2 separate regions of the Homo sapiens genome follow, and region 2 is linked to region 1. The links are chromatin loops, found by intact Hi-C in ENCODE. Cell type or tissue: dorsolateral prefrontal cortex. All regions are shown on one strand. Each heading gives the region's core, and the rest is flanking DNA. Links, peaks and the distances in the headings are about the cores only. Region 1 overlaps SRGAP1 (SLIT-ROBO Rho GTPase activating protein 1). Region 2 overlaps SRGAP1 (SLIT-ROBO Rho GTPase activating protein 1).

Evidence for each region. Hi-C counts contacts between places; a loop is a spot of excess contacts. Peaks named below come from ENCODE experiments on the same cell type or tissue, not always from the same donor. Only the 100,000 strongest peaks of a DNase experiment are listed, where the experiment ranks them.
Region 2: a loop joins it to region 1, with 3 times the contacts of the local background. A loop is called at or near these places in 2 of 110 quality-filtered maps.

What each region holds. Positions count from the first base shown.
Region 1 is chr12:63,933,550-63,949,008 of GRCh38, forward strand. The region is part of intron 1 of SRGAP1 (SLIT-ROBO Rho GTPase activating protein 1); the gene reads left to right. Among named protein-coding and RNA genes, the nearest start is that of SRGAP1, 97 kb to the left of the region's middle. In dorsolateral prefrontal cortex, for the core only: no CTCF peak of the experiment used is centred there; DNase peaks (open chromatin) are centred at 4,443 and 7,292; H3K4me3 peaks cover 1,548 bases; H3K27ac peaks cover 5,849 bases.
Region 2 is chr12:64,048,722-64,064,180 of GRCh38, forward strand. It overlaps SRGAP1 (SLIT-ROBO Rho GTPase activating protein 1), which reads left to right. Exons shown (of 22, transcript NM_020762.4): 7 at 14,196-14,417. Among named protein-coding and RNA genes, the nearest start is that of KICS2, 170 kb to the right of the region's middle. In dorsolateral prefrontal cortex, for the core only: no CTCF peak of the experiment used is centred there; no DNase peak of the experiment used is centred there; H3K4me3 peaks cover 1,020 bases; H3K27ac peaks cover 3,119 bases.

The sequences.
Region 1 (15,459 bases), core at 4,094-12,093:
TTAACCAGCACTGAATATTGAAAACATCATATCTAATAAATGCTATTTAGAAAATATAGAAAAGATGGTAAGTATCTTGCTACATTTTGGGACTATTTTAAAGGACAGTGTTAAAAGAACTATCTTTCTTTTCCATTTCTTTCTGAAAGGGATGCACAAGTACACTAAAAGTGAACCATTTACAACAAAAAGCTTGAGTAGTCAGAGCTTGAATCTAATGTGAGGAAACCCGTGGAGCTCATAAAACTTTAATAACTAGTCCCAGGTTTAATAAAGCAATCTTGCAAATTTTAGGTGAACCAATGGTAATTCATGGAAGTTTTTAGTGTTGCATAAGGTAAAATTGAAATCAGCGATGTCACAACAATGTTAATAAAAAGGACAAGCCACTTACTATAAATATAAGTAATTCTGGCACATGTGGGAAGGCACCCAAGGAAAAAAGCCATCCTTGTCACTTTAAAATAACCTCTATGCCAAAGTAAATCTTCAAGTAAAGAAGTTGTGTCCAAAGCCCTTAGGAATATCGTCCTTTTGCCCTGAGATATAACTTTCCTAAGAGTGAAAACCTTAACCTGAAAAAAACAAGGAGACTCTTCCTACTTATGTCAGTTAATTCTTGCCCACATGGAAGCTCTGCACTTGACAAGGCATGTCAACTCTCAGAGAGCCCATCCATTGTGTTGCTTCAGCTGTCTATCTTTCCACCTTTGCCTCTCAAGTCAGTAAACCCAGATCTCACCTCCTGAGTGAGCTCTACTCCCGTACTGCCAGCTGCTTTTGAGTCAGTCCCATTGGGTTGGCCTCCCAAGAGAGATGGCTTCCCCCATCTCTCTTTCTGCCTCCATTCCACCTATCCGAAGAAACCCTGCAGCTATCCCACCACTTCCACTAAGTCCTTGGAATATCCTGGCACATCAGAGTCCTTCTTTCCTCTGAACTCGTAGAACTCTTTACAGCTCCATTGTTTGCTATATGCACAACCCACTTTGCAACAACTCTTATATTTTTGTCTATTTTCATACATTATTATTTCAAGCTTATGTTGGCCCTTTATTGGTCCATAATCTCTGATTTTTCCAGGATCTGAGCACAACCACCACCCCCCCCAACAATCTGCTCCATAAATATCCATAGACTGATGGATGCCCTGGATACCTCAAAGATACTAACTGCAATAAGTTAACAAGAGTGGAAGGAAATTTGAGGCAGCAGCTCAGCCCCTGCCTGGCCCTTTCCTCTGGACTTTCAGGTTGTTCTACATATTTTCATTGATTTCCTGAAGAGGTTCTATAATATCCCTACCTCACCTCATTTTTTTTCCCAGTAACTATTTTAATCTAAACTCGTGTGTTTCAATGTAGACATGTTTGTTCTTGTTTAATTAGTGGAGATGGAGAATAGAAAGGCAAAAAGATGGTGGCGAGAATCAGATGCTTTGTCTTTGGGCGTTGTCATTAGGACAAAAAGTCTTAATTTCCCATAGACCCTCTTGGCAGTGCCCTTGGCTCTCCACCAGCCTGTGAACATCGGGAGAGGAGGGTATGTCTTTGTTTTTCCACACCACTCAACTCCCAGTGGCTGGCGCAGAGCCTGGCACACAGTAGATGTTCAAAAAGTAAATGTTTTTTTAAATAAAAATGAGCCCATGAAGTCATATGGAGAGTCTGAGCAATGGAATATTTATCATGGGCTTTATGCCTCGTGGAATTGTGCCTTAATTTAAGAAAACTCTGTTGGCAAAACCTGAGACCGAAAAGCAGATAAATTAGTCGAAGACCATTTATTTTATTATAATATTTATGCTCTATTTTTTTCAAATAACCACTTACTCCAACACTTTGAAAATGTGACTTGGTTGTATAGAAACACTGATTTACACAAAAGTTTTGGTGAATTTATCTTTTATGAAGTGAATTTTCTGAGAATCATATGTTCTAAAATTATATTTAATCTACATAGTTTGGTATCATGTCTTTAAGCAGTAGAATGGCTTCAATTATAAGTATAAATGAAATTGCTAAATATCAAGGAAATGACACAATACTTTCTGGTCCAAAAATAACACTTACAGAAAACAGTATATCACTAGGTATTTTATTGCCAGAAAGTTTAATAAGCTTTCTTATAAGTATTGGTAAAAAGGAATATCTGAAAAATTATTGGCTGTGTTTTATGATGTTGTTATATTAACCTCTTCCTAATCCTCCAAAGAAATAGAGCAGATTAAAGTTTCTTTGTGTGATCTACAGAAATATGAAGCAGCAAGTGTCTTGAGATCCTGTAACTGTTATGAAAAATTGGAAAGAAACATGGAGAATTCCAGCTCTTAGTGAGTTTAAATTTTAGCTGGGAAATCCAGGAACATTTATACCCAAAAAAGAGACTCTTCTTTCATACATCAACAGTCACAAACAGAAAAAAGGGAAAAAGGTGGAAGATAATATTCCAAAAGTTTAATAGTGGTTATCTCCTCTGATGAGAGTAGGAGTAACTTTTATTTTCTTAATATATTTCTGAATTTTCTTAAATGAATATTTATTACTAGTGTTATAATAACAGTTATTTTTTTAAAAAGAGACTGCCCAACAGTGTGCAGGACGTACCAAATGAGAAGTAAGTACAATAAGAGATACACGAATCCAGAGGATTGGGCTTGGGTAGTGAGTATATGTAGAGGAACTGGGGCTCAAGCTGGAGCTTGAAGAGTAGATAATACCATAATAATGATGAGATTTCAAATTTATAGGTTATTACTGCATCAGAGACAAGTTGCCTCCCCAGTAAGCATATTCCCTTTCTATATTGGAAGAGCCCCAATTTTCTTCAGTTAGGATAGTTCCTTTCCAGTTATCAGAAATTGGCTTACAGTTGGATATGTAGCCCAGTTTTGGCCTATGGGACGGCAAGGGGACATGTGCTCAGGTGCTTCTGAGAATTTTTGTAGACACTAAGAGAGATGACCCTTCATTGTCTGTGGACTTTTTCTGGTCTCATATGACACCCGGAGCTGCTGCACAAGAGGAACCAGTAGACAAGTGTAGACAGTACAGTGAAGACATAGAGGGCACCAGAGTCATCAATACCATTGTTCAGCCAGCGTGTGTAGGTGAACTAGTTTCTTCCGTTTTACTTATAGGTTTGTAAGATAACTAATTTCCTTATTGTGTAAAGCCAGTTTGAATTGGGCCCAAAGTTCTCTCACTGATATATCAATTCTACAATTTGCTAACTTGTTCATATCCAAGATTGACTTTGATCTGAACAACAATTCTGCAAAGTTGGTAATATATAAATAATTATTCCCTATACTGATGATGAAACTGAAGTTAAAAGGATACCACTTGCCTAAGGACCCAAATCCAAATTTACCAATTCCAAATCTTTCTGTTTTCCCTCTGCTTTTTCAAATGAGAGAGCGCCATATCAGTGGAGAGATGTGGTACTTAATTCATCAGTTCTGGAGTGAATGCCTGTTCTATGCCCAGGTAACATTCTAGGAGCTAGGGATCCAAAGCAGAGGAGAGGGAAGAAAAGAAAAGCAGCAGAGAGTGAAAGTGTGCTCAGCATTTGGCACATGAATCTCATGTTGGGATCAGTGGATGTTGCACATTGGTTGGTCATGATAACTGCATCAAAAAATTAAGTTGGGATTAGATTGTAGAAACCTAAGAATTCCAGGCTAGAGTTAATTTCTCATTTAGTAGGAAAAACTGGGATGTTGCTGACAATGGCCCATAATCATACAGCACAAAAAGAGAGGCAGGTCTTTAAAAGTCCTTTCATCTTGGTGACAAGTTGTATATCTATATGTGTACCATTTTATATATAATCTACTATAGAACTTGAAATAAGGGAAAACCAGAAACCCCAAGAACATTTCTCTTTAGATGTGGATAATTTAGCATTATCCATACTGCAAATGAAATGTAGTAGTATTCTATGAATTACTTAGTTCAAATGTGACTTGTCTATGACATCTGGGCCCCATATGGTAGATTAATTAAAGCAGGGATGCTGAATTTGGATAGCTTGATATCCTCTTCAAAGACTGATCTCCCTTAGGACTAAGACAGGAAAATCCTGACGTTTTGATTTCTCTGTGTACAGGGACCTTTAGCGTGAGAACAATAAACGGCCTTTTGTAGCTTCTTAATGAGACATGTAGCATGTTATATTAACACCTAGGAGCTCGCCTTAAACTGCTGTCCCTCACTAATAACTAATAAAACGGGTGCACTCTAAATGCAAAGCCACAGCGCTTTCTTATTCTTTATTCTTTTTACCCACATCAGGAGTCTTTGTTTTTTCCTGGTATTGCGTGCCCCTTCACAGCATGTGGAAACAGCACACTGTGTCCAGAAGCGCCCCGTGGCACGGTTGGCCTGGAATCTCCAACATCTCCCCACACAGCAGCAGGCAGCCCTGGATGACCAGGTCAGCCAAAAAGTAAGTTGAGTGTTTTACACATTGGCACACTGTCTGTGTGGACTAAGCCATGTGTAACAGTCTCCGGAGAGGAACCCTCAGCGGTTTCTACTGAGATGAGCATCCAAAGCTGGTCATGTGGCCAGAGAAGAAAGGGCCCAGGGCAAGGGAGATGCACAGGAGAGTAGAGATGGAAGCTGCAGAGCCACACCAAAGGCCTGTTTTTATATTTCTGAGCCTGGTTTGGTGCCTCCTCTGCTTCTAAATGTAAATGCTTACATTTTAGCCAGTTCACATTTCACCTCTCCTTGAGTCCCATGAATTATGCAGGGATCTTTAGGAGCCCTTGTAGAGGTGGAAGAGCAGATGCCGCCCTGGTTCGGGGTGGAGTCTTCCAGGCTTGCCAGGGTGTCCGGTTGTGCTCGCCTGTCACCTGTTACTGCGGAGCCATGGTGGGTTTTTACTGGCTGGTTGCTTGTGTCCTGAAGTTTGAGAAAGACCCCTTACCTTAGCCCAAGCCAATCCCATCCTTACGGAAAGTGAACAGAAAAGAATAGTTGATTGCCTTCCCTGTTCCTCTCTTTTCTTCCTTTCTAGGCAATATTGTCCAAATAACAATGATGCCTTGTGTGGTTAAACAGCTGGAAGGTGGTATAGATTATCATGCTATTTGCACACATATGGAAATAGAGTGAAGCAATAACTTTTACCATGTTAGCACCTTCTACTACTGTTTGTGAAATCTCTTCAGAAATGTTTTTAGGTTTTTTTTTTTTTCCAGCCTGAAATTCCTTTAAGTTGAATGAAAATTGACCTTAAAGGCATATGGTTTGCTAATATACTTTTCAATTTAATCTGAGCAAATTGTGATATACTTTTTTGATATGAAAATCTGGGCTGGGTGTAGTGACTCATACCTGTAATCACAGCATTTCAAGAGGCTGAGGTGGGAAAATGGCTTGAGCCCAGGAGTTCAAGACCAGCCTGGACAACATGGTGAGATCCCATCTCTACAAAAAAATACAAAAATTAGCCAGGTGTGATGGCTTTGCCTGTAGTCCCAGCTACTCAGCAGGCTGAGGCAAGAGGACCACTTGAGTCCAGGAGATCAAGGCTGCAGTGAGCTGTGATCACACCACTGCACACTAGATCCACCATGGGCCACAGAGCAAGACCTTGTCTAGAAAACAAAAAATTCTGCACTGAGTGGTCAATTAGTATACCAATTCTTACTTAGGAGGAAGTATATTCTGAGAAGATAAGTATAAGAGCACCAATCCCAAGACAGATCTCAGACTCTTAACGGGAGGATGTAAAGTAGAGGAGTAATACTCAACCTCCCTCCTCAGCAAGTTCCAGTGAGACTATATGAACAAAGAAAATATTTCAAGTTCCTTGGAATGGCAAGTGTCCTATAAGATATTTGCAATATACTGTTTTTGCTTCAGAAAGGCGTAAGGGAACTTGCAAGGATTCATAAAATACAAAAGAACAAAAATATTAAATGGAAGACCCGAAAGAAAGGAGGAGAAAAAAAGGCATCCAGGGAAGCTAGAAAAGAGACCAAGATAAATGCACCCCATAGTGTTTGAAGTGCAGGTTAATGAGTGGGCCCCTGGCTTCCTGTGAAGTTTTTTCTTCCAGTGAAAAGGGAAACCTGGTCTGTTAAACACCAGGTTGTGAACAGCAACCAAGAAGTAAAAAACAAGTTGTTTCTCAGGAGAAGAAGAATTATTCCTAGTGTTAAGCTAGCATCTTCTCCCAAGGGTGCTCATACTTAGAAAATCTCTAATTAGGATAAACACCTGACATGACCCTGGAAGGTGGCTCCATGGCTCCAAACCTTTATTCCCTTCTGTGAAATGGAGAGATTGAACCTAAAGATCTGTAAAGTCTCTGCAACTCTCAAGTCCAGTGAGTGTGTTGTCTTCACTCCTAACCATTTTCTCTTGTAGAAATGAAACAATCTTTCTATCTCTCTTTTCTTTTCTTTTTTTTTTGAGACAGAGTCTCTCTCTCTGTCGCCCAGGCTGGAATGCAGTGGCGCAATCTCGGCTCACTACAACCTCTACCTCCCGGGTTCAAGCGATTCTCCTGCCTCAGCCTCCCAAGTAGCTGAGATTACAGGCACCTCCCACCATGCCTGGCTAATTTTTGTATTTTTAGTAGAGATGGGGTTTCACCATGTTGGCCAGGCTGGTCTCGAACTCCTGAGCTCAAGTGATCCACACGCCTCGCCCTCCCAAAGTGCTGGTATTACAGGCGTGACCCATGGCACCTGGCCTCTGTCTCCCATTTCTTACTACTGAATTTCTTCTCTCCTTCCATCCCCCACTCCATCCTGCCTTTTTCTTTTTCTGTGGCCCAGCCTGATATTATGTCAAATGCCTCTTTCTCATACAACTGCTTATCTTTTCCCCTACTTAAAAAAAAAAAAAAAAAGGCTGAGCAGAATAGCTATGATCAAGGAGTGTTTGTGTCAGGGGAGGAAGGGGATGGGCCATGTGTTAAGGGGGTGGGGGTTTGCTGTCTGGAATTGAGGTCAGCCAGGAAATAGGAAGCAGTTTTTATACTTCCTTCATTTGCAGGATAGTTGAGGATTCTGCCTGAAAGCTGGGCTCTTTGTTTAAAATATAGGCCACAAGGAGAACTGTCTGTGGTTGTGCCACTGAATGGCTAATTGTTCTTAATTGTATTCTGTGTTCAGCAGACCTCTAACTATCAGCTTAAAAACAGTATTTAGGGAAATTGTTTGTGCCTCCGTTTGTTTCTTACATTCCAGGGTTATCATCGTTGGAGGCAACATGCCTCAGAGTGTGACCAGAAAGGCTCACAAGGGCACCTGCCTCAGGCAGCATGTGGCATCTCCTATGAATTATGCATCATCGGCATATGGACAGTGGAGGCCGCCTAAAAACAACTAGCCGCTTATCATTGCCACAGTTGTACATTACCTTCCCGCGGCCTGATAAAGGCAGTTTTACTCTAGATGAGAGCTGGGATTGTTTCTTCTGGGTGTTCTCTAGAGACCGAGTGTCAGAAACTTAATGGCTTCTGAATGGAAGTGATGTTTGGCATCGTTTAGTGTTGCTGGTCTATGAAAAATACATTCATTGTGGTAAATAAGATATTTAAGGTAACATTAATCCCTGATAAATATATATTAAATTAGTCTTTAATATATATTTAATATATATTAATTAGCTTTCTTTACCCCAAAAACCTTTCTCTCCTACTGTTTGCGCTTTTGCAGTTTGGTACAACTGCCAAGATTAACTGTAATCCCTTGTCCTTCTGTTTGAATAAAAAAAGGAATGGCTGTTAGGTCTTGTCATCATGCCAAAAAATGAACTAATTATCTTCTTCTAACTGGAGACCTGGATGATAGGATGGGTTTTTTTATGGTTAAAAAATACCAATCAGGTCCATTGAATTTGACATCAGCTCAACTAGTAATGTATCTCGAGAATGTCTGTGATCCGTTTGATCTGCAGTTAATACAATATGCTGCATACATAAGAGGTGAAGCTCATGGTTTTCTCTAAAATTGTAACTGGGATTTTATTTTAGAAGTTCACTTGGGTTTCACCAAAGCTGTCTCTTAACAGTAAAATGTGTGAACATTTTTTGAAAAATCCTCAATGTAGCCAAGTGTTTTGAAAAAGGACTTACAGCTCCTCCTCCTAACATGCCAGTTAGAAAAAAAAAAAAAAAGGACTTGATCCTTTGAGTGGAAAGCCTTTTCTAACATATTTCTAGCATTTCCTTGACTGATATATTACATTTTGTGGGAAATAATTTAACCTTGTTCTCTGGTACAATGATGCCAACGAGCCTGGATTCTGTTGAATAGAATGACCCCACCTGGCTGTGATATTTTTAGTTTTTCTGTCTGCTTTTCTTAGGATATGTATTATCACATTATCCCTCCTTGGGATCATGTGGTTTGGAAATCAGAAGTTCCAAACCTGGAAATCACAGGTTTGGAAATCAGATCCTGAGTGTATTAGAATTCTGTTTAAAACAAGAGGAAGTGTGTGCTAGTAATGATCTGAGGGGAACTCCTTTGAAGGAAGAACCTAACATTCTGTGCTTTTATGATCCCTCTATCAATTCTGTAAAACTCTCCCCCTCTCAACACCCTCTATTTGTACTAAAGAATGAGGATATAAAGGTAGTCTTGTTGAAAAATTTCTCTATGGGCATCATTGTAATTCTAGCAGTCCTCAACATGGTCATTTATACTCTAAGAAAAATACTTTATTGTAGTTCTTTAATTAAACAGAAAGTACCTACTTGAGAATAACTATACACAGTAATACTTATAGCTAGATTTTCTATGTAATTAAATTAGCCATATACATTTAATGACATATACAATATGTCTAAGTGAATGATATAATTGTGAATTAAAATATGTTTATTACCCTTTATTGCAACCCATCTTAAATTATTTGGAAGATTTGGTACACTTTGTTAGGTAGGATGACATTCTTTTTTCTTGTTCATTGCTTCAGATTTCTGCTGATATGCTGTTGTTCTCTTTCAGTCCCAGCTGGGCCCAGGGATTCTGTGGGGTGCCTCCACCGGTCTAGATCTTCAGAAGAGTTTTTTCCACTTTATGATCAGTGTTGTAGTTGTTCAGCAAACATAATGAACCATTATTACCATCACAGACACTTGCCACTTAGTGAGTCCACTTTGCTTCTGCTGCTTTTTTCTTTCTTCTCTGAGCCTGGCCTCTTTCCTGTCCTCTATCCTACTCCTGCCTTCCATCCGTTTCTTCTCCCAGTGCCGTCTCCCAGCGCAGACGCTTTCTTTTGTTTAGCAATAACAATAACAATTTGTTATCGTTCTTAGCACAATGCTTAACATTAAAAGTGCTCACTAAATATATAGATAGGTTTTTTAAAAATAAATGAATACATCTAAAAATTACTTTAGCCAATTTTCAATAGAAGCATTAAAATGAGAAAAGGGGCTCTTCAGAGTAATAGGTACCAGGAAATCTAAGCTAAGTCTGGTTACTACAAATTAATCCCAAGTTCGTATGTTTCTCGAAAGTTTCAGAAAGGGAAGCTCAGTGAGTTGTACGTCACTTATTATCTGGTGGAGGGAAGTATGCCACTGTACCAGGAGAAACAGTATTTTTTTTTCTTAGTACATATTTCTGTATTAATGGTCATTCAAGGAACAAAATATTGACAGTCTCTTCATAGTAATTTTATAATAAGCTGCAGACATTTTTTCTCAGTTAAAAAATATAATGAGCATCTAATATGTGCAAGGCCCTGTGCCAGGAGCTGATCATACAATGGAGAATAGGAAATTTATGGTTTCTACCATCAAAGAGAAATCTTTTTATATCCCACAGAGTTAGTTAATAGTAACAATAACATTCATTGAGCTCTTAGCTATGCCAGGCCCCCATCCAAGTGTATATAGGCATTAGCATGTTAATTCCTATAAACCTTACTGGTACTGTTAATTATTCTACTTTTTACACTTAAAGAAATTGAGGCAAAGGGAAGTTAAATAATTTTTCCAAGGTTACATAGCTTGTAAGTGGTAAGAAATTTGAACCCAAGTAAGGCTGACTGGCTCTTGGGTACAGGCTTTTAACAACTATTCTATGTTTTTTTTCTAGGGGTATAAGAAAATGAAGAGGAGTAAGTTTTTGAGGGTTGGAGGTGGGCAAAGGTGATTGGTTTGCAATATGTTAAATTTGAGTTGCCTGAAGGCATCAAGAATGGAGATATGCAGTGGGCCATGGGGTATACAGATCTGCAGTTGGGCAGAGAGATCTGGGCCAACCAACATTTAGGTGATTTTTTTAGGCATCAGCAGTACATGGCTGGAATATGAAACCATAGGGAGAAAGCCTATGAAAGGTATGAGATGAATATATTTTTAAAATCTACCTTCAGAAAATCCAAGAATGTATATTAAATTATAATTCAGGAAAAATACCACTACAGAGAGTTCACATAATGTAGATAAAGATATGTAGCCCTTTGGCAGTTGGATGTATATGTACATGTTAGGTCCTGCGGTTGAGCTCAGCTGGTAAGGAGGAATGGGTAGCAAGCATTTGTCTCATTTGGTAATGGCCAGCCATGTATTGGGGGCACATTGCCTCAGATTCTCATAACTCTTTTCGGGAAGGTGCTGTCATCCTCATTTTATAATTGAGGAAACTGAGGCCCAGAAGATTAAGTAATTTGTCATGTGTCAAGGTTGCACAATAGTAAGTGGCAAAGCTTGGGTTTTGTCTTAGTCAGTTTGGGCTGCTATGACAAACTACCATAGATTGAAGGGCTTGTAAACAACAGAAATTTATATCTCACCGTTCTGGAGGCTGGGAAGTCCAAGATCAAGGCAGATTCAATGTCTACTAAGGGCCCACTTTCTGGTCATCTTCTCAACCTTGCATGGCAGAAGGGGTGAGGGAGCTCCCTGGGGCACTAATGCCCTCATGACCCAATCACCTACCAAAGGCCCAACCTCCAAATATTATCACATTGGGCATTAAGATTTAACCTGTAGATTTGGAGGGGGACACACATTCATTCAGTCTCTATCAGCTTTAGAGCCAGGGCTTTTGACTGCCCTTTGTTTCTACCCCTCCTGCACAGTTGGGCCACCGGAACAGTAGTAGATGTGAAAGCTTCTGCTATGTAAACAGGTTTGCTCCACTCACAAACATGCCACTGGACATACAGCTGAGGCCCAAGGTTGCCTTTGATAGTGCAGAGAAGAAATAACCCAGTCGGAAAAGTATTCCATCACTCCCATAAAAGCTCCCTAGAACAGCTTTGGTAAGGGAAGGTTCACTTTGTAGCCAGACAGGAACCCAGGTGCATGCTGCACAGTGAGGCACAAAGTGCCCTGCTAGCTCCTTCACCCTTGGACTGCTGTCACCCCACCCGGGCAGCAAGCACCGCTTCCTAGGTAGGCTGCTCTGCCTCCCACCCTCTCTGACTGTGCAGTGACATGGATGGGAGCCACTGATCCACTTCTCATGAAATCCAATTATTCAGGCAGAAAAGATGACTTCCTGGCAGAGCCCACAGGAAGCGTCCCCCAAGCCCCAGGAAACAAAACAAATACAGCTCTTCCTATCATTTTGACATCCTCTTTCTGCCCACCCCTCCCCAACAAGACAGACAGCAGAAATCTGGACTCAGCACTTTTACTTTTAACTCTTTCTTGCCATTAATGTTAATGAATGGTTCTTCTCAGGGCCAAAGGCTTCTGTCTTTCTCCCTTCCTCTTTTGTCTTTCTGTTTGTTTTTTTTTTTTAAATACTTTAAGTTTTGGGATACATGTGCAGAACGCGCAGGTTTGTTACATAGGTATACACATGCCATAATGGTTTGCTGCACCCATCAACCCGTCATCTATGTTAGGTATTTCTCCTAACGCTATCCCTCCCCCAGCCCCCTACCCCTCAACAGGCCCTGGTGTGTGATGTTCCCCTCCCTGTGTCCATGTGTTCTCTTTGTTCAACTCCCACTTTATTTAGGTACATTCCTAACAGCCATCTTTTCCCCAGTACTCTTACTGCTCCACATCTTGGAGAACTTATCTTGTGGATTCCACAACTTCAAGGTGTTCTTAACCCCATTGTTAGTTTAGGGATGTCTAAATGTTGTAGGATACTGTCACTGTTGTACATACACACTTATTTTGATGGGTTTGGTTGTTACTATCCAAGGCTTGAATTAATCCCACAGGGGAGCTCTGGAACTGAGATGGCCCCAGCAAGGGAGCAGAATCTTGGGTGAAGTGGCTCTCTTTAGCCAAGGTCCATTACTGGGGAGGGACTCAGGTATGAGCCATTCACAGCCAAACTCTTGGCAGCTAGAAGACTGAGTACTTCAGTCCCAGCACTTCAGTCTCAGAGCAGTGATCTGGGCAGGACTGCAGCATCCTCTGCAACACCTTTCTACCTAGTTCACCCACACATACCTTCCTATCTGGTTCACCCACACATACCTTCCTACCTGGTTCACCCACACATACCTTCCTACCTGGTTCACCCACACATACCTTTATCTTTTCAGGATCTTCAGCTGTTTCTTGCAGAAATCACCTTGACAATATTCAGCTTATTCAACTGAAAATATCTCCTCAGTGTTCTTTTTCTCTACACTGCATTATGAAATGGAGGTCTTTGTAATGAACAAGAAACAAGCCAACAAAATAATGGGGAAGATCTGGTTTTTGTATTCTCCTTTATGTTACCATTGTCACCATCCTAATTTTGGCCTTAATTATATCTATTTGGATTTATGAATGGCTTCTTTTTTTTTCTTTTTTTTTTTTTACAGTTTTATGCAGGCATAATTGACCATAAACTTCATATATTTAAAGTGTACAATTTGATGAGTTTTGACATATGTACGAAACCACTAAGATAGTGAACATTTCTATTACCACCACTCCTAAATTTTATCATGCCCCTTTGTAATCCTTCTTTCTGTCCCTCCCAGCCCCATTGTCCCCAGGCAACCACTGACCTGCTTTCTCTTGCTGGTTAGTTTGTATTTTCTTTTGTATTCTTTTTTTTTTTTTTTTGAGACAGAGTCTCACTCTCTCTCTCGCCCACGCTGGAGTGCAGTGGTGGGATCTTGGCTCACTGAATCCTCTGCCTGCTGGGTTCAAGCAATTCTTCTGCCTCAGCCTCCCAGGTAGCTGGGACCACAGGCATGCACCACCATGCCCGGCTAATTTTTTCTATTTTTAGTAGAGACGGGGTTTCTCCATGCTGGCTAGGCTAGTCTCGAACTCCTGAACTCGTGATCCACCTGCCTTGGCCTCCCAAAGTTCTGGGATTACAGGCATGAGCCATTATGCCCGGCTTAGTTTGTATTTTCTAGAATTTTATATAAATGGAATCATACAGTAAGTACTATTTTTTCAGGGGGACAGTCTTGCTTCTTTTACTTAGCAAAGATTTTTTTTTTAATTCACTCATATTGCTGTATATATAGTTTCTTTTTATTGTTAACGCATATTCCATTGTGATTGATAATCACAGATTGCTTTTCCATTGACTTAGTTGATGGACATTTCAATTGTTTTCATTTTTAACCACTACAAATAAAAGTGCTATGCACATTTGTGTACAAGTCATTATGTGGATATCCTCTTTAATTTCTCTTAGGTACTTAGGAGTAGAATAGCCAGATCACATGGTAGGTCTATATTTAAATTTATAAGAAACTGCAAACTGTTTTCCGAAGTGATGGTACCATTTTACAATTTCACCAGATGTCTATGAGAGTTACATTTGCCTTACTTCATCACCAACATTTGGTATTGTGGGTCTTAAATTTTAGGCAATCTAGTGACTGTGTATTGGTATCTTATTGTGGCTTAATTTGCATTTTCCTAGCCCAAGTTTACTAAAATTTTTCTCTTATGTTTTCTTCTAAAAGTTTTGTGTTTTAGCTCTTACATTTATGTCTGTGGCCCATTTTGAGTTAATTTTGGTTTATGGTGTTACGAAATGGTTTAATTTTTTAAATATGTGGATACCTGTTGCTCTAGAACTATCCATTGAAGACTTCCCTTTACCTGTTAAACCTTTTTCAAAAGTCAGTTGACTATGTATGTGTGGATCTCTTTCTAGATTCTTTTCTGCTGCATTGATCTGTATGCCTCTCTTTATGCTGAGACCACACTTTATTGATTCTGTAGCTTTAAAATAAGTCTTGAAATCAGGTAGTATATAAATCCTTCAACTTTTTAATCTTTCTCAAAAGTGTTGGCTGTTCAAGGTCTTAATATTTTCCCATTTGTTTTAGAATTAGCTCATTGCACTCACCACAACCTTTAGTTCAGTGTTGAATAAAAAGCAGTGTGAATTAGAAGAGATCCTAATCTCAGGCAATACATTTATCGTCTTTTACCATTAAGTATTGTATTAGCTATAGGTTTTTCATACATCCCCATCATCACAATGAGGAAGTTTCCTTCTATTCTTGCTTTGCTAACAGTTTTTTTTTTCCTGAATGGATTTGAATTTTGTCAAATGACTTTTTTTTCATCTATTGATATAATCTCACTGTTCTACTTTATTCCGCAGACATCACCTTAGCAATATAAGGAATTATGTCAGGTGAAAATATCACCAGCTTTCTTTCGCCCTAAAATGCATAATAAAATGGAGGTCTTTATAATGTTAAAGCAACAGTGGAAAAGACCTGGGTTCCATTTTCTCCTTTAGTTACCATTATCACCATCCTACTTTTGGCCTTAATTACTTCTAATTTTGATGAGTTGACTGGCTTCTTAACTATTCTTCCCACCCAGTCTCTCTTCCTTCCTGTCATGATTTGAGAAAAACCTCCCTGAAGAACACTCCTGGCCATATTGTTTGTTTTTCTCTTAACAAAAATAATCACTGGCTTCTCATTACCCACAGAATACTCTGCTCAGCAGGGATGCTGGTGTCTCCCACAGTCCAGTGTCAGGGACACAGTCATCTCTGTCTTGGGATATCCCATTCCTACCTTTCTTCTTGATACAGTGGAAATATGGTCACTTCTCCTATGTTTTTGTAACTTAGGACACTTAATGTTATTTTTTCTGCATCTTTTTATATTTCATATTTCCCACAAGATTGGAAGTGCCCAAGGATACTAGCCATGTTGTACCTATTTTTATATATTCATAGTTCCTTCCTGGTATAGTGCCTTGTATGTAGCAGGCATTTTACTTGTGTTTACAGAAGGAATAGATACACACAGCCTATATATATTCCATATATATATTTTCCATGTATATATATATTCCATATATATGTTTTCCATATATATATATTCCATATATATGTTTTCCATATATATATTCCATATATATATTTTCCATATATATATATTCCATATATATATTTTCCATATATATATATTCCATATATATATTTTCCATATATATATATTCCATATATATATTTTCCATATATATATTCCATATATATATTTTCCATATATATATATTCCATATATGTATTTTCCATATATA
Region 2 (15,459 bases), core at 4,226-12,225, 120 kb after region 1:
GTAGTTTTGATTTGCATCTCTCTGATGATCAGTGATGTTGAGTACCTTTTCATATACCTGTTTGCCATTTGTATGTCATCTTTTGAGATATCTCTATTTAGATCTTTTGCCTATTCTAAATTCAAATTTTAGATTTTTTCCTATTGAGTTGTTTGAGCTCCTTATATGCTCTGGTTATTTATCTCTTGTCAGATTGATAGCTTGCAAATATTTTCTCCCATTCTGTGGATTCTCTCTTCACTTTGTTGATTGTTTCTTTTGCTGCACAGAAGCTTTTTAACTTGATGTGTTTCCATTTGTTCATTTTTGCATTGTTTGCCTCTGCCTCTAGGGTGTTACTCAAGAAGTCTTTGCCCAGACCAATTGCCTGGAGAGTTTCTCCAATGTTTTCTTGTAGTAGTTGCATAGTTCAAAGTCTTAGATTTAAGTCTTGAATCCATTTTGATTTGATTTCTGTGTATAGTGAGAGATAGAGGTCTAGTTTCATTCTTCTGCATACGGGTATCCAACTTTCCCAGAACATTTATTGAAGAGACCTTTCCCCAGTGTATGTTTGTGTTAGTCCATTATCACACTGCTATAAAGAACTGCCCAAGACTGGGAAATTTATAAAGGAAAGAGGTTTAATTGACTCACAGTTCCACATGGCTGGGGATGCCTCAGGAAACTTACAATCATGGTGGAAGGGAAAGCAAACACGTCTTTCTTCACATGGCAGCACGAAAGAGATGTGCCAAGCAAGGAAAAGCCCCATATAAAACCATCAGATCTTGTGAGAACTCATTCAGTATCACAAGAATAGCATGAGGGTAATTGTCCCCATGATTCAATTACCTCCCACCTGGTCCTTCACATGACATGTGGGGATTATGGGAACTACAATTCAAGATGAGATTTCGGTGGGGACACAGCCAAACCATATCAATGTTCCTGGCACTTTTGTTGAAAACGAGTTCACTGTAGATGTATGGATTCATTTCTGGGTTCTCTATTCTGTTCCACTGGTCTATGTTTATGCCAGTACAGTTTTGGTTACTATAGCTTTTGTTACTATGGCTGTCTTGGTTACTATAGTTTTGTAGTATAATTGAAATTAGGTAGTGTGATTCCTCAAGTGTTTTTCTTTTTGCTCAGGATGGCTTTGGCTACTGGAGGTTTTTTGTGGTTCAGTATAAACTTTAGGATTATTTATTCTATTTCTGTAAAGAGTATTATTGGTATTTCATAGAGATTGCATTGAATCTGTAGACCGCTTTGGGAAGTCTGGACATTTTAACAATATTGATTCTCCCAATCCATGAACATGGAATATCTTTCCATTTTGTTGTATTTTCAGTTTCTTGCATCAGTGTTTTATAGTTTTTATTGTAGAGATCTTTCACTTCTTTGGTTAAGTTTATTCCTAGGTATCTTTTTATATTTGTAGCTATTATAAATGGGATTACTTTCTTGATTTCTTTTTCAGATTATGTGCTGTTGGCATATAGAAATGTTGATTTTGTATCCTGTAACTTTACTGAATTTGCTTATCTGTTCTAATAGTTTTTTAGTGGCATCATTAGCTTTTTCCAAATATCAGATCATATCACCTGTAAACAAGGATAATTTGACTTTTTCTTTCCCAATTTGTACGTTATTTCTTTCTCTTCTCTGATTCCACTATCTAGGACTTCCAGTGATCACATTCTTACCATCTAAGATCATCATTGTTAAAGCTAGACTTTCTCTATGTCCCTATATATACACATTTTTAAACCAGAAGGAGAGTATGAAATGATATTTTACAAAGAGCATTCTAACCTGCTTTTTAAAATCAATAATCTTTATCCTTCCATCTCAGTAGATTTTTGTCTTATCTAATACATACCACATTTCCATTTGTGACCCCAAGGAATGTTCCACAGCTGATGTGTCTAGGCAAGATCTGATTTAGGATTACACATTATGTCTGGATGATATGTCCCTTAAGTATTTTTTAATCCAGGCAAGTTCTTTTATTTATTTGTTTGTTTATTTATTTTGAGATGGAATCTTGCTCTGTTGCCCAGGCTGGAGTGCAGTGGTGCAATCTCAGCTCACTGCAACCTCCACCTCCCAGGTTCAAGCAGTTCTGCCTCATCCTCCCAAGTAGCTGGGATTACAGGTACGGACCACCATGCCCGGCTAATTGTTTTGTATTTTTAGTAGAGACGGGGTTTCACCATGTTGGCCAGGCTGGTTTCGAACTCCTGACCTCAGGTGATCTGCCTACCTCGGCCTCCCAAAGTGCTGGGATTACAGGCTTGAGCCACTGTGCCCAGCCTAATCCAGCAAAATTCTTTGTTGAAGAGACACGGACAGGTGTTCCTCAGAATGCCTCAGCTTCTGGATTTGTCTATTACCTCCTTATGTCATTTATCCTGTTTCTTTGTCCTGTATATTCTTGCAAGTTGAACTTTACATAAAGGCCTGATGGGTTCAAGTTAAGCACTTTGCAATAGAATACATCATTAAGTGTGTTGCTACATCTTATTTAGGCATACCACAACATCTATTTAACCCACCAACGGTGATGCTAAAATTGCTGTCTTTGGGTGATGTGACTTCGATTTCCTACATTTTATAGTTAAGTCTTCCCTCCTTACAACAGACTATGGATATTTTAAAACCTCTCAAATTTATATTTTATTACACTGGAAATCTACTAATTTGGAACTCAGCAACATCTGAGCTATAATTTACTTTTGTTCAGCAAAACTCTTTCTTACAGTAAAAATTAATAATGTAAACTAAAGGGGAATAACAATTTTTAAAATGTTTTTAAGCACTTCAGACTAATCAGTTTACATATGTGTCATTGACACTGTATTTAATGGAATCTCCTTTTGTTAACTACTACAGCTAAAACTTTTAATAATTCAACACTTTAATAGACAAGTTTGTCTTTTCTATATATTTAGAGGTGATCTAATGGTTTTAAAAATATTTAATAATTCTCAATTTTTATCTGTTTGAGATAACCTTTACCTATCAATATTAGTTTGAATTACTAAAGTGCATTCTCTCTTTCTCTCTCTGTCTCTCTCTCTTTTTCTCTGTATCTCTCTGAGAAATTGCTGCCAATGTAGAAAATCTCTAATCATTTATAAATAATGGTTTTTGGAGGTCTACTGAAATGTATTTTTAGTAAATCTTACATACTTAATTGTGCCTTGTTAGGATCAATGAATGAACATTATGATGAGTTCCATCACTGAACATGACTCCTTCATAAACTTAGTAGGTAAAAATTAATTTCTTGATCAAGTCCAAGTTAAAAATATTAGATATCAGAACTCTAACGTTTATTGATATTGATGGTAATACAATGAAGAAAATGGCTCAATTGTTAACCAAGTATCTATTCTTTTATTTCAGCTGAAAATATTTGAATGTAGTATACCAAACAAGGGTTGGACACTTGTGGGTACTCCAGATATTGAATTATGTCTATGGAGAAGGGAAGGAACTGTGACTGGGGAGGGGGAACTTGGAGAACTTCTGAAATATCAGTAACATTAAAAGGAACATAACCTGGGCACGGTGGCTCACACCTGTAATCCCAGCACTTCGGGAGGCTGAGGCAGGCAGATCACCTGAGGTCAGAAGTTCGAGACCAGCTGACCAACATGGTGAAACCCTGTCTCTACTAAAAATACAAAAACATTAGCCAGGCGTGGTGGTGGGTGCCTATAATCCCAGCTACTCAGGAGGCTGAGGCAGGAGAATCGCTTGAACCTGGGAGGTGGATGTTGCAGTGAGCCAAGATTGCGCCATTGTACTCCAGCCTAGGCGACAAGAAGAAAAGTCAGTCTCAAAAAAAAAAACAAAATAAACGTATATGTTTTGTACTTTTCTGTAAGTATGGCATATTTTATATTTAAAAAAGAAAAAGCATGGAATTAGTAAAATGATAGATATATGCCTTAAATATGTTTAATCTAAAGCTCACCAATATACTTGTACCTGCCAATCTTTTAATATTATGATTTATCTTTTTGTTCTTTGTTTTTACTATGCATTATATACTTTTAATGATTTATCTGTTGTACAGAGTTCAGAGTAATCTTTCTTTACACAAATCACTTTCGTTGTGTATCATTTATAATTTCTAGTTTTGAGGGTTTTTTCATGAAGAAAAAATATTCTGGACATGTACAACGTTTTCACAATCTTGCACAGTTGTTATACCTTTGCCTCACCTAATAGCAATTTTGTTTACTCCTGAGTCTTTCCAACAATTTTTTAGACTTATTTTATCAGTTTATTTCATAGGTAATTAAATTATAGTTATAAATATAAATGGCACAAATATTGTACAGTCTGTTCTTGGAGGCATACAGATGAATTGTTGGAGCAGAAATGTAGAGGAGTATTAGAGAGCACCTACTGGCTGTGTGTGTTCACATTGCCTTTGGCATTGGTCACTATGCTTGAGAGCAAGGGTGGATAAACATTTTCTGTAAGGGGCCAGATGGTAAATATTTTAGGGTTTGTGAGCCCATATTGTCTGTGTCACAGCTACTCAACTCTAGTGCAAAAGTAGCCATAGATAATAAGTAAGCAAACGGGTGTGGTTGTATTGCAGTCAGACTTTCTTTACCTTACCAAGCTGCGGGCTGGATTTGGCTCATAGGCTCTAGTTTGCGGATCCTGATTTATAAAATGAAGCAAGTGTTAGTTAACCTGGAGTATCACTTAAAACAGAAGACTTTTAAGAGTGCTTCTCCTCTGTCTCTGAAGAAAGTCCTAAATAAATTTTAATTTGTAAAATAACAATCTCTTAGCTTGGAATCAAGTGGGAAGTGGAATACACTGTTAATTTCACAACAAATAAGGACTTTTATTATGTCATGCTAAAGAATAAATATAAATTGTAAGAATAAATATATTGCAAATATTGGCCAAAGGAAGTTTAATTGGTTGGGAGAATAAAGGTATCATTGTAGAGGAAAATAGATTGTAGTGTTTGTAAATAATAGTTTAAATATCAGTGATAATTATTATCCCCAATATTAAGTGCAAAAGAGCCTATAACTTATTATCCTGTAAGAATTAGGATGTGTTACAACTAGAAGAAAAATCATAACAGGCAACAAATATTTGTAATTGAATGCTGAGAGTTCCAAAAGATTATGATTTGCTAAGAGAAAAGAATTAGAGTACAAGTCTTAATGCTAGGATCCTCTGATCTATAATCAGATTCAACACACTGAAAATATGGAATTCTTAAAGCAACTGGTTTTAAAATTGCATTACTGATAATGTAGCCTCTTCCAGTTCAGTTCCACACCTTCAAAATGTATTCAGAGAAACTCAGTCCTCAACAATAAAATTCTATCCGTGCTTTCTCCCAGAGCACCTGCCCAGTAATAATAAAGTATTTGTCATCCTTGCAGTACAGTTTCATGGTCTCCAGTTTCTCCCTATAAACATTTGCAGGTTGGTTGAAAGCGTGAAAGATAAATCTTTGTTATTATAATTATGGAATATTGCCAAGGAATAATCCCCTACTCCAGCCAGTTTTCTTCATAGAGATTATCTGTCACATGTGTTTTATTGGCCATTTATGCAGAATAAGATTGAAATTAGATTACATCATATATTGCCTGCCATCCTTTTTTATCTTTTCTGAATAATCAGCTACGTTAAAGCTTTTAGCCTTATCTTTTTTGTGTCTTGGGACATGTGTTTAATTAAAAAGCAACTTATTCAGAGTTCAGAGTTTTCTTAGTTTGACTTTTCCCCCATATAACGGTATTAAGATTTGTCCATGGAAACCTGTCCCATTGTAGTACTGTATTCCCCATTAGACATGAACTCCTATTAGGAAGATTATGGAGAGATCATGTTAAATGGGTTAGGATATTGTAGAGATAATGTAAACTGATTTAGGCATGGTTTTATCCCTTTGTGATAGAAAGGGTATTTAAAAACTGAAATGAGTTGGATGACTGAAGTAGTTGGCTTTTTTTGTTTTGTTTTGTTTTAAGTTTTTTTTTCTTTTATTATTATACTTTAAGTTTTAGGGTACATGTGCACATTGTGCAGGTTAGTTACATATGTATACATGTGCCATGCTGGTGCACTGCACCCACTAACTTGTCATCTAGCATTAGGTATATCTCCCAATGCTATCCCTCCCCCCTCCCCCCACCCCACCACAGTCCCCAGAGTGTGATATTCCCCTTCCTGTGTCCATGTGAGCTCATTGTTCAATTCCCAACTATGAGTGAGAATATGCGGTTGGAAGTTCTGGCCAGGGCAATTAGGCAGGAGAAGGAAATAAAGGGTATTCAATTAGGAAAAGAGGAAGTCAAATTGTCCCTGTTTGCAGACGACATGATTGTATATCTAGAAAACCCCAATGTCTCAGCCCAAAATCTCCTTAAGCTGATAAGCAACTTCAGCAAAGTCTCAGGATACAAAATCAATGTACAAAAATCACAAGCATTCTTATACACCAGCAACAGACAAACAGAGAGCCAAATCATGAGTGAACTCCCATTCACAATTGCTTCAAAGAGAATAAAATACCTAGGAATCCAACTTACAAGGGATGTGAAGGACCTCTTCAAGGAGAACTACAAACCACTGCTCAAGGAAATAAAAGAGGATACAAACAAATGGAAGAACATTCCATGCTCATGGGTAGGAAGAATCAGTATCGTGAAAATGGCCATACTGCCCAAGGTAATTTACAGATTCAATGCCATCCCCATAAAGCTACCAATGCCTTTCTTCACAGAATTGGAAAAAACTACTTTAAAGTTCATATGGAACCAAAAAAGAGCCCGCATCGCCAAGTCAATCCTAAGCCAAAAGAACAAAGCTGGAGGCATCACACTACCTGACTTCAAACTATACTACAAGGCTACAGTAACCAAAACAGCATGGTACTGGTACCAAAACAGAGATATAGATCAATGGAACAGAGTAGTTGGCTTTTAAAGTTCTTTTCAGTGGAGGTTCCAGGAGTCTTTGCTTAAAGGAAGCTGCACCAATCTGGTTTCCTCCTGCAGTATGGGCTGTTCTTTCTCTTTTCTCAGTCTCCAGTGTTCACTTACCCTTTTTGGCTGGACTTCTGAATGTTGGGAGTCACCTGAGGCATTATCTCTTGCTTCCATGGCTTAAGTACCATCTGATGGCTCCTAGATTTTTACCACCAGCGTTGATCATCTTCCTGGGCTCCAGATTTGTACATCAACTCACTACTGAGCATCCCTAACCAGATGTCTAACAGGCATCTTGAACATGTAAAATACTCAAAACACAACTATTTATATCCATTCGCCCTACTGTCATCATCCTCCACACACATAACAACATTCTTCTTAGTCATGTTTTACACCTCAGAAAATAATGCCACTTTCCGCTAAAAACCAGTTCTCTTGTTCCACACATATAAATTCATCAGCAAATCCTGTCATCTTTACCTCCTAAATGTCCCAAACCCTGCCACTTCTCACTAGCTGTACTTGCAGTTTCCTAAATTAAGCCTCTTCATTCTTTGACTGCACTATTGCAATAGCTTCCTAAGCTTACACTCATATGTTCCAAAAATCCATTCTCTTCCCAAGCAGCCAGAGTATTGAAAAACATAAATCACTTGAGACCAGCCTGGCCAACATAGCAAAACCCCGTCTCTAATAAAAATGCAAAAATTAGCTGGGCATGATACTAGGTGCCTGTAATCCCAACTAGTTGGGAGGATGAGGCAGGAGAATCACTTGAATCCAGGAGGTGGAGGTTGCAGTGAGCTGAGATCATGCCATTGCACTCCAGCCTGGACAACAGAATGAGACTCCACAAAAAAAAAAAAAAAAAAGAGAGAAAGAAAGAAAAACATAAATCAGATATATCAATTCCTATTTCCTATTCTCCAAAGACCTCCCATTGTCCTTAGAATAAAATCCAAACTATTCACCAAGACCCTGTATGAACTGATGCCTACCTGCATTTAGTGTCATCTCTTGCAACTTTTCCCTTAGTCACCATACATCAGGTACATTAGCTTTCTTTGTTCAGAACCACCAAGCTTTTTCTCGCCTGGGGCCTTTGCACTTTTTGTCTGGAACACTTTTCCAGAGCATTGCAGGACTGACTGCTTCTTTTCATTTATGTTGCACTTCAGCTGCCCTATATAAAAGGACAACACCCTTTCCCCTAACTCTCCCTATTCCTTTGACCCTTTATCTTATCTATAGCATTTACCATCTGGCCTGTATTTAATTGGGTTTGGTTTGCTCATTCTCTCTCCTCTCTCATTATTTGATTCAGGCTGGTTACAGAGATTTTAGCCTGGGAAAAATGAGTAGCAGCTCCTCTGAAGGAAATGATTGTCCATTGCTATATGGGTGGGTGATGTGTTAGGCAGCAAATAATCTATTTGGCCTACTCATTGGCTGAGGCACATGCAACTCACTCCTCCTATTTGCTACTTTGTACCCATCCCTATCACACAGATGTGCCATTTTGATCTTTTCATTGCTCAAGAGAAAACTCAAAACAACTTTTTCTAAATGCTTGGTTACAGTTCTTAAAACAACAAGAAGAGTTAAATTGTCAGCTAGCTCTCTGTGGACCTTCAGGAACCCAGATATGAAAACTCGTGTGTAAAAGTTGCCTGTAGAAGTTTAGACATCTGGTTCAGTCCTGCAAGATGCCTGTCTCTCACAAAATGTGTTTGTGGTATCTAGGGTGAAATTCTGTATAGTTAGGAAAATAGAGAAGGTCAAAGAGGTAGTTATGCAGAAGAAATCCACTTTCTTCATTTGACTACTATGTAAAAGCTCTGAACTTTTCTATTTCTGGTCCTTTATAATTCACTTTGCTTAGGTTGCACTATTTTGCAAGAAGGCTCAAAATAAGGAGTGGATAGAGTCTATACCCAATATCCATGGCTTTAGAATGACCAAAGCCAGGCTTCTTTAAACCCAGAGATAAGACCCAGGACATGAGATCACAGAAGTCTCTCAAACAGAGACCAGAGTATAGAAATGAAGGTAGAATAATTCTGCAGAAGAGAATTCTGCAGAGTATAGAAATGAAGGTAGAATAATTCTGCCGAAGAGAGTAATTCCTTTCCATTCTCACGACAACTGCTGAATTCTGGAGTCACATGGGAGCCTGGGGCTGCCCTCCAGTTACTCCAGTGCAACCCTGGTGAACGACTGTGGCTGCTACTGTTCTTGAAACATGAATGTCAGACTTGTTTCCCATACAGTTCCACTATGGTAACTCCTGTTTTAGGAGCAAACTTCTACCCCACTAGGGCTCATATCATGGAGTTATGCCAAAAAATAAAAGATATTCCTTCTGAACAGCTGTGATCCAGTTATACCTAACATTACACATTATACTCACCATGTTATTTCAGCCAACTCTCAGCATTTGTCACAGTCCTCCATACAGATGGTCCTCAACTTACACTGGTTCAACTTACAGTTTTTCAGCTTTACAATTGATTTATCTGGACGTAACCCCACTGCAAATAGAGGAGCATCTAGACTTTCAATGGCTCAACTTGCAACTTTTCGACTTTACAATAAGTTTATTGGGGCATTAAATGCATTTTTAATTTATAGTATTTTCCACTTAACAACAGGTTTATTGGGATGTAACCCATTGTAAATTGAGGAGCGTCTGTACTTGGATTTCATCTTCATTTTGATACTATTTGCAACCCTTTTGCCTAAGAAAATTAGCCTACTGTGATGATTTAGACTAATATCTATTGGAATCTGTCTTGACAGGTTTTCAGATATTTTAAAAATATACATATGCCCTTCTGTTTCCAACAGCCTTTTCTTCTCCAATTTTAATCCATAATTTTATGTATCTGTTCAGAATTTTTCATCCATCAGAACATTGCTTTGTTTTCATGAAATCTTGTATTGGTTTCTTATGTATTTTCATCACTAAATGCACTTGGGCTATAACTCAGCTCTTTGTGCAGAGGCTGGCTTTTCATATTGTCATTAATAATTCATGAGCTCCATAGAATTACTCTAAACCTTTTTAACCAAGTATCTTGAATCTTAACAGATCCAGTGTCATTTCAGTTTCTAGTTTAGAAAAAAAAAAAAGATTCAGTGACTAGCCTTGCTGTCTCAGGAGACCTTGAATAAGAATTTCCTTTTTTCTGTATCTTGTTTCTAGTTCAAGATGCCTGAAAAACCTAGAGTGTAGAAATGCTGCCTATCAGAAGTAACAAAATTAAGCCAATTAAGTGATCTTATAGACTGACAAGCACCATAGGGGTCAGAGAAGGAAATTTCCTATCAAAACTCTTCACAGAAGCCTCCTAAGGGTAGCACTCAAAGCTCAGAAGACACCTGGGGAGGCTCCTCTATCAGTTAGTAAGCCACATGCACGCTCCTCCCAGCCTAGGAGGAAGCCACGATGAAATTATCTCTTGTTGGGCCCAGACCTGCAGAATCCAACTGACTGCACTGGGTATGGAAACATGCACCGATGCTTTTGTAGTCTTCATATTTATTTCCCCAAAGAAGCTACACTTAAAATTTTGAGGCGTGAGCTAAGTCTCGGAATAATGAAAATTTAGTATGTATTTTTCAGAGCTCCAAGTCAATCTGGTGGTTGGGATTAGATTGCTTTCTCTTTTTTTTCTGCCTTTTCCTTCTCTCTGTCTTTCTCTTTTAAGTTGTTTAAGAGATTTGGGGGTTTTTGTGGGAGGTGGAGGCTTTTCTCCTGATTTCATTCCTCTTGATTTCAATTTTTTAAGTCCCGTTGGAATCAATACTCATAAAATAGAACAGCTTGTCTCATCTGCTGCATTATAATCCAGTAGAATCTATCTTCTTTCAGAATAGTGAGATGTTTTTAAACACTGGTACATCTAAAAAAAAAGGTCATTTCCTTTACAAATTTGTGTTTTCATTAACGCAAATTTCCTATCTTTCTTGAAAGATAGAATAATTTTTCAGGCCCTCTGATATGTATAAAACCGCTCCACACAACCATTATAGATTTTGAAAAGCAAGAGGAATACAAGAGGACTTTGTTCATCTGGGACTAGAATTTCTAAATTAACCAAAATGAATCATTCTCTATATTTGAGTGCAGCTGATTCCACTGGAAATGTATTAATGATGAGACTGATTGCTGCATTTCACAATTGTATTTTGCTTGTATTTGTAATTATGGTGTCACAGCTACTTTCTGTTTTTTTAAATCAAGTCATCTTTAATCAAGTCCTTTTTTCTGCTTGGGGAAATAGCACCCCCAAAAGACATGGTTGCAGGCCCATTTACTTGATGATTGTTTTAGGGCATTGCTTCTTAGACTTTTAATGTGCATATGAATCACCTGTGGATCCTTTTTAATCTTCAGATTCTGAAATAGGTCGGGGTGGAACTCAGGATCCTGCATTTCTTTTTTTTTCTTTTTCCTTCCTTCCATCCTTCCTTCCCTTTTTTCTTCCTTCCTTTCTTTCTTTTTTTCTTTTTTTTTTTTTTCCTTTGAGACAGGGGTCCCACTCTGCTGCCCAGGCTAGAGTGCAGTGGTACAATCTCAGCTTACTGCAGCCTCTACCTCCCGGGATCAAGTGATACCCCAATCTCAACCTCCTGAATAGCTAGGACCACAGCACCCACCCCTATACTCGGCTAATTTTTAAAATTTTTTGTAGAGACAGTGTCTGACTATGTTACTCAGGCTGGTCTTGAACCCCTGGGCTCAAGCAGTCCTCCCACCTTGGCCCCTTGAAGTGCTGGGATTACAGGCGTGAGCCACCGCGCCCAGCCAAGATCCAGCATTTCTAACAAGCCCCTGGTGATGCCATTGCTGCTAGTCCACAGACTAAATTTTAAATAGCAAGATTTTAGAATATCTTTACATAAAAATTTCAAATTTAATAATTCTGAAATTGGAGGGTAAAGGTTAGAATTAAATAGGTTAGTTGTAAGGACCAACCTATTTAATTTAATTCCAAGGGTGGAATTAAACAGGTTCTAAAGACAGGTCAGTGAAGACAGATCCAATGTTTCACATCCTGGTAGATACATCCTTTGTACAAAAGTTGCTTTCTTTGCGACTCCTCCACTATTTTAACAGCAAACCAACGGACAGCTTATGTTCAAATTCCTTGTGGATGGAGATAGTTTATTTACTATGTTCCAATCTTTATATGCCTAGAGCCTAGCATATTCCCTGGCACTTAATCCATGGCCAATTAGTGAGTTGAATTGAATCAAACTGAATTGATTGAACTTCACTGGAACAATATAGGGAAAGGACCTGGTTTTGTAACTTTAAAGTCACTTCTTTCCTCTTTAAGTGATTTATACTGCTTTTATGTACAAATTGAAAATGAACCTGTCAGTAATTGATTACTAATTTCCAGTATTATGCTTTTTTTCAAGTCATATTCTCTTAAAATGCAACATGAAAAAATACAAATGCAAATTAAAGATAATGAAGATTCAAGAATCTCAAAGCTGTTATATTCCTAGGAATACTAAATGAAATTCTATCTCCAATAAGCAGACTTTGGCAATCATTTATTATTTAAGAATTTTATTCTGGGGATAAGAGGGAAGGCATTCCTAGACTATTTTGGCAGATTCTAACCTGTTCTTCTCACTTCTAAAAGTTTATTCTTGATCTTCAATAAAAATATGCAAATTCAAAATATTGTAGTTAGTGTATTTGCAACCTACACAGATTTCAATAAATGATTGTATCAGTATCAGTATTGCACAAATAAAACTTGAATGCTATTTTTCATTCTTTTCTTTTGGTATTTGATTTTGCCTCTTTTATGTTTTAACAGCTTTATGGAGATACAATTCACATACTACACAGTTCACCCATTATAAATCTACAGCTGTCTTTCAGTATACTGAGAGTTGTATATCCATCACCACAATCAATTTTAGAATATTTTCATTATCCCACAAAGAAATCCTGCATCTCTCAGCCATCACCCCCAACTTCTTCCCTCTTCTTAGCCCTCATTAACCACAATCTACTTTTTGTCTCTATAGATTTATCTCTTCTGAACATTTCGTGTCAATAAAATCATATGTGGTCTTTTGTGACTTGCTTCTTTCACTTAGAATAATGTTTTCAAAGTTTCATCCATGTTATGGCATGTATCAGTTCTTCCTTCCTTTTTGTGGCTGAATAATATTTAATGATATGGCTATACCATATTTTATTTATTAGTTTGTAGACATTTAGATTGTTTTTACCTTTTAGCTATTATGCATAATACTGCTATAAACATTTGTGTGCACATTTTTAGGTGGAAATATGTTTTCATTTCTCTTATATATCTAGGAGCAGATTTGCTGAGTCATATGGTAACTCTATGTTTAACTTTTGAGAAACTACCAGATTGCTTTCCAAAGTGACTCTACCATTTTACATTCCCACCAGCAGTGTATGAGGGCTCCAATTTCTCCACATCCTCTCCAACACTTGCTATTGTCTGTCTTATTGATTGCAGCCATCCTAGTGGGTGTGAAGTGGTATCTCATTGTGGTTTTGACTTGCATTTCTCCGATTATCATTAGTATTTCCCAGTGATATTAAGCATCTCCTCATGTGCTTGTTGACCATTTGTATGTCGTCTTTGAAGACATGTCTATTCAGATTCATTGCCCATTTTAAAATTAGACTTTGTCTTTTTATTATTGAGTTGTAAGAGTTCTTTATATATTCTAGATATAAGTACCTAATAAGATACGTGATTTGCAAAAATATCTTCCCATTCTGTGGGTTCTCTTTTCACTCTCTTGATAGTGTCTATTTTTTTTTTTCTTTTTTTCACATGGAGTCTTGCTCTGTAGCCCAAGCTGGAGTGCAGTGGCACTATCTTGGCTCACTGCAGCCTTCAACTCCCAGGTTCAGGCAATTCTTGTGGCTCAGCCTCCTGAGTAGCTGAGACTATAGGTGCGTGCCACCATGCCTGGCTAATTTTTTGTATTTTAGTAGAGACGGGGGGTCTTCAATTTTGATGAATCTAATTTATTTTTTCATCTGTTGCTTGTACTTTTGATGTCATATCCAAGAAACCAGTGCCTAATCCAATGTCATGAAAGCTTACCCCCATGTTTCCTTCTGAGAGTTTTATAGCTGTAGGTCTCACATTTTTGTCTTTGATCAATTTTGCATTCATTTTTGTATGTGGTGTTCTTTTACTTTTTAAGTGCTGTGATCTTGGCTACCATGCAAGTCTGAACAGAGCCCTAAGAACATATCTGTCTGCGGAGTACAACCTTGAAACCTCCAGACATGAGGGCTTAGACATTATTGAGAATGCAGTTGATAATTTAGAGCCCAGGAGCGATAAGCAGAGATTCATGGAGATGTACCCTGCTGCGTTCTGTCCACCAATGAAGTTTGAGTTTCAGTCTCACATGGGTGATGAGGTCAGTAATTGATCATTTTTAAAATAATGAATTGTCTCTTCACTTATATTTCTCCTCACTTGCTATAATCTAACAGTTGTAATAATTCCCAGTTGTTTTCTCTCTCCTGTCCTTGCAGAGGCTCTTAATATAATGCTAAGATTAGTCGCTACCGCCTTTTAAAGCAAACGTCAAACACTCAAATACCCACAGAGGCCAAACAGATAAAAGGTGCAGATTTGCCTTGCACTAAGCTGTCCCAGAATAGAAAGTTTTTGTTCCACCTCAAGACATTTTAATTTAATGAAAATGAAGGCATTTTGCTGGTCTGATAGAATCTGTCTGATGGCTTCTGATAATCCTGATTTAAAGATTCTCATAAAGAAAAGTAATTGTATGTGGCAGGAAAATGGAAGAAGGAAAAAAAAGTACAAAACTTTTTTTAAAATTCAAGTTGGCTCCAAAGCTATAAAATGAGCCTTAGAAATTATGACTGTTTTAGATCCTTTATATAAATTCAGCTTTCTATGTTATTTTACCAAAAAAAATGCATTTAAACTGATTATGAGTTACAGTTGTTTATATTATTGTCTACAGACAGGAGAAAACAAAAAAAGCCAACTTAGGGAGCATGCTATATAGCACTTGTTGTCTCAGCTGTGCAAAACAAAACTCATAGATAAAAACTCAGTCTTAACTTATTATGGTGACAGTCTGTTTTTCCAAATGTAATTATAAGATCATGAAAAGATTTCTTTAATGCTATGTTTTTTTCTGAAACACCAAGTATTAAGACATGTAAAATATATACATGTTTTTATATATATTTTATATATATATACACATATAATGTACCTGCTGTATTTCTAATTGGATTTTATGTGTGTTTGATAGAAATGGTATTTAAGCCAAACACACATGGATTTTGACAAGCAAGATGAGTAGCTTATCCCATCTTTCCAAAACCAAATGGTTGCTGTTTTAATTTTTCAGCTGTGGATATGTTAAGCATGGCATGTTAACATATCACAGACAAATGACATCAGTTGTATTTTAATGGTTT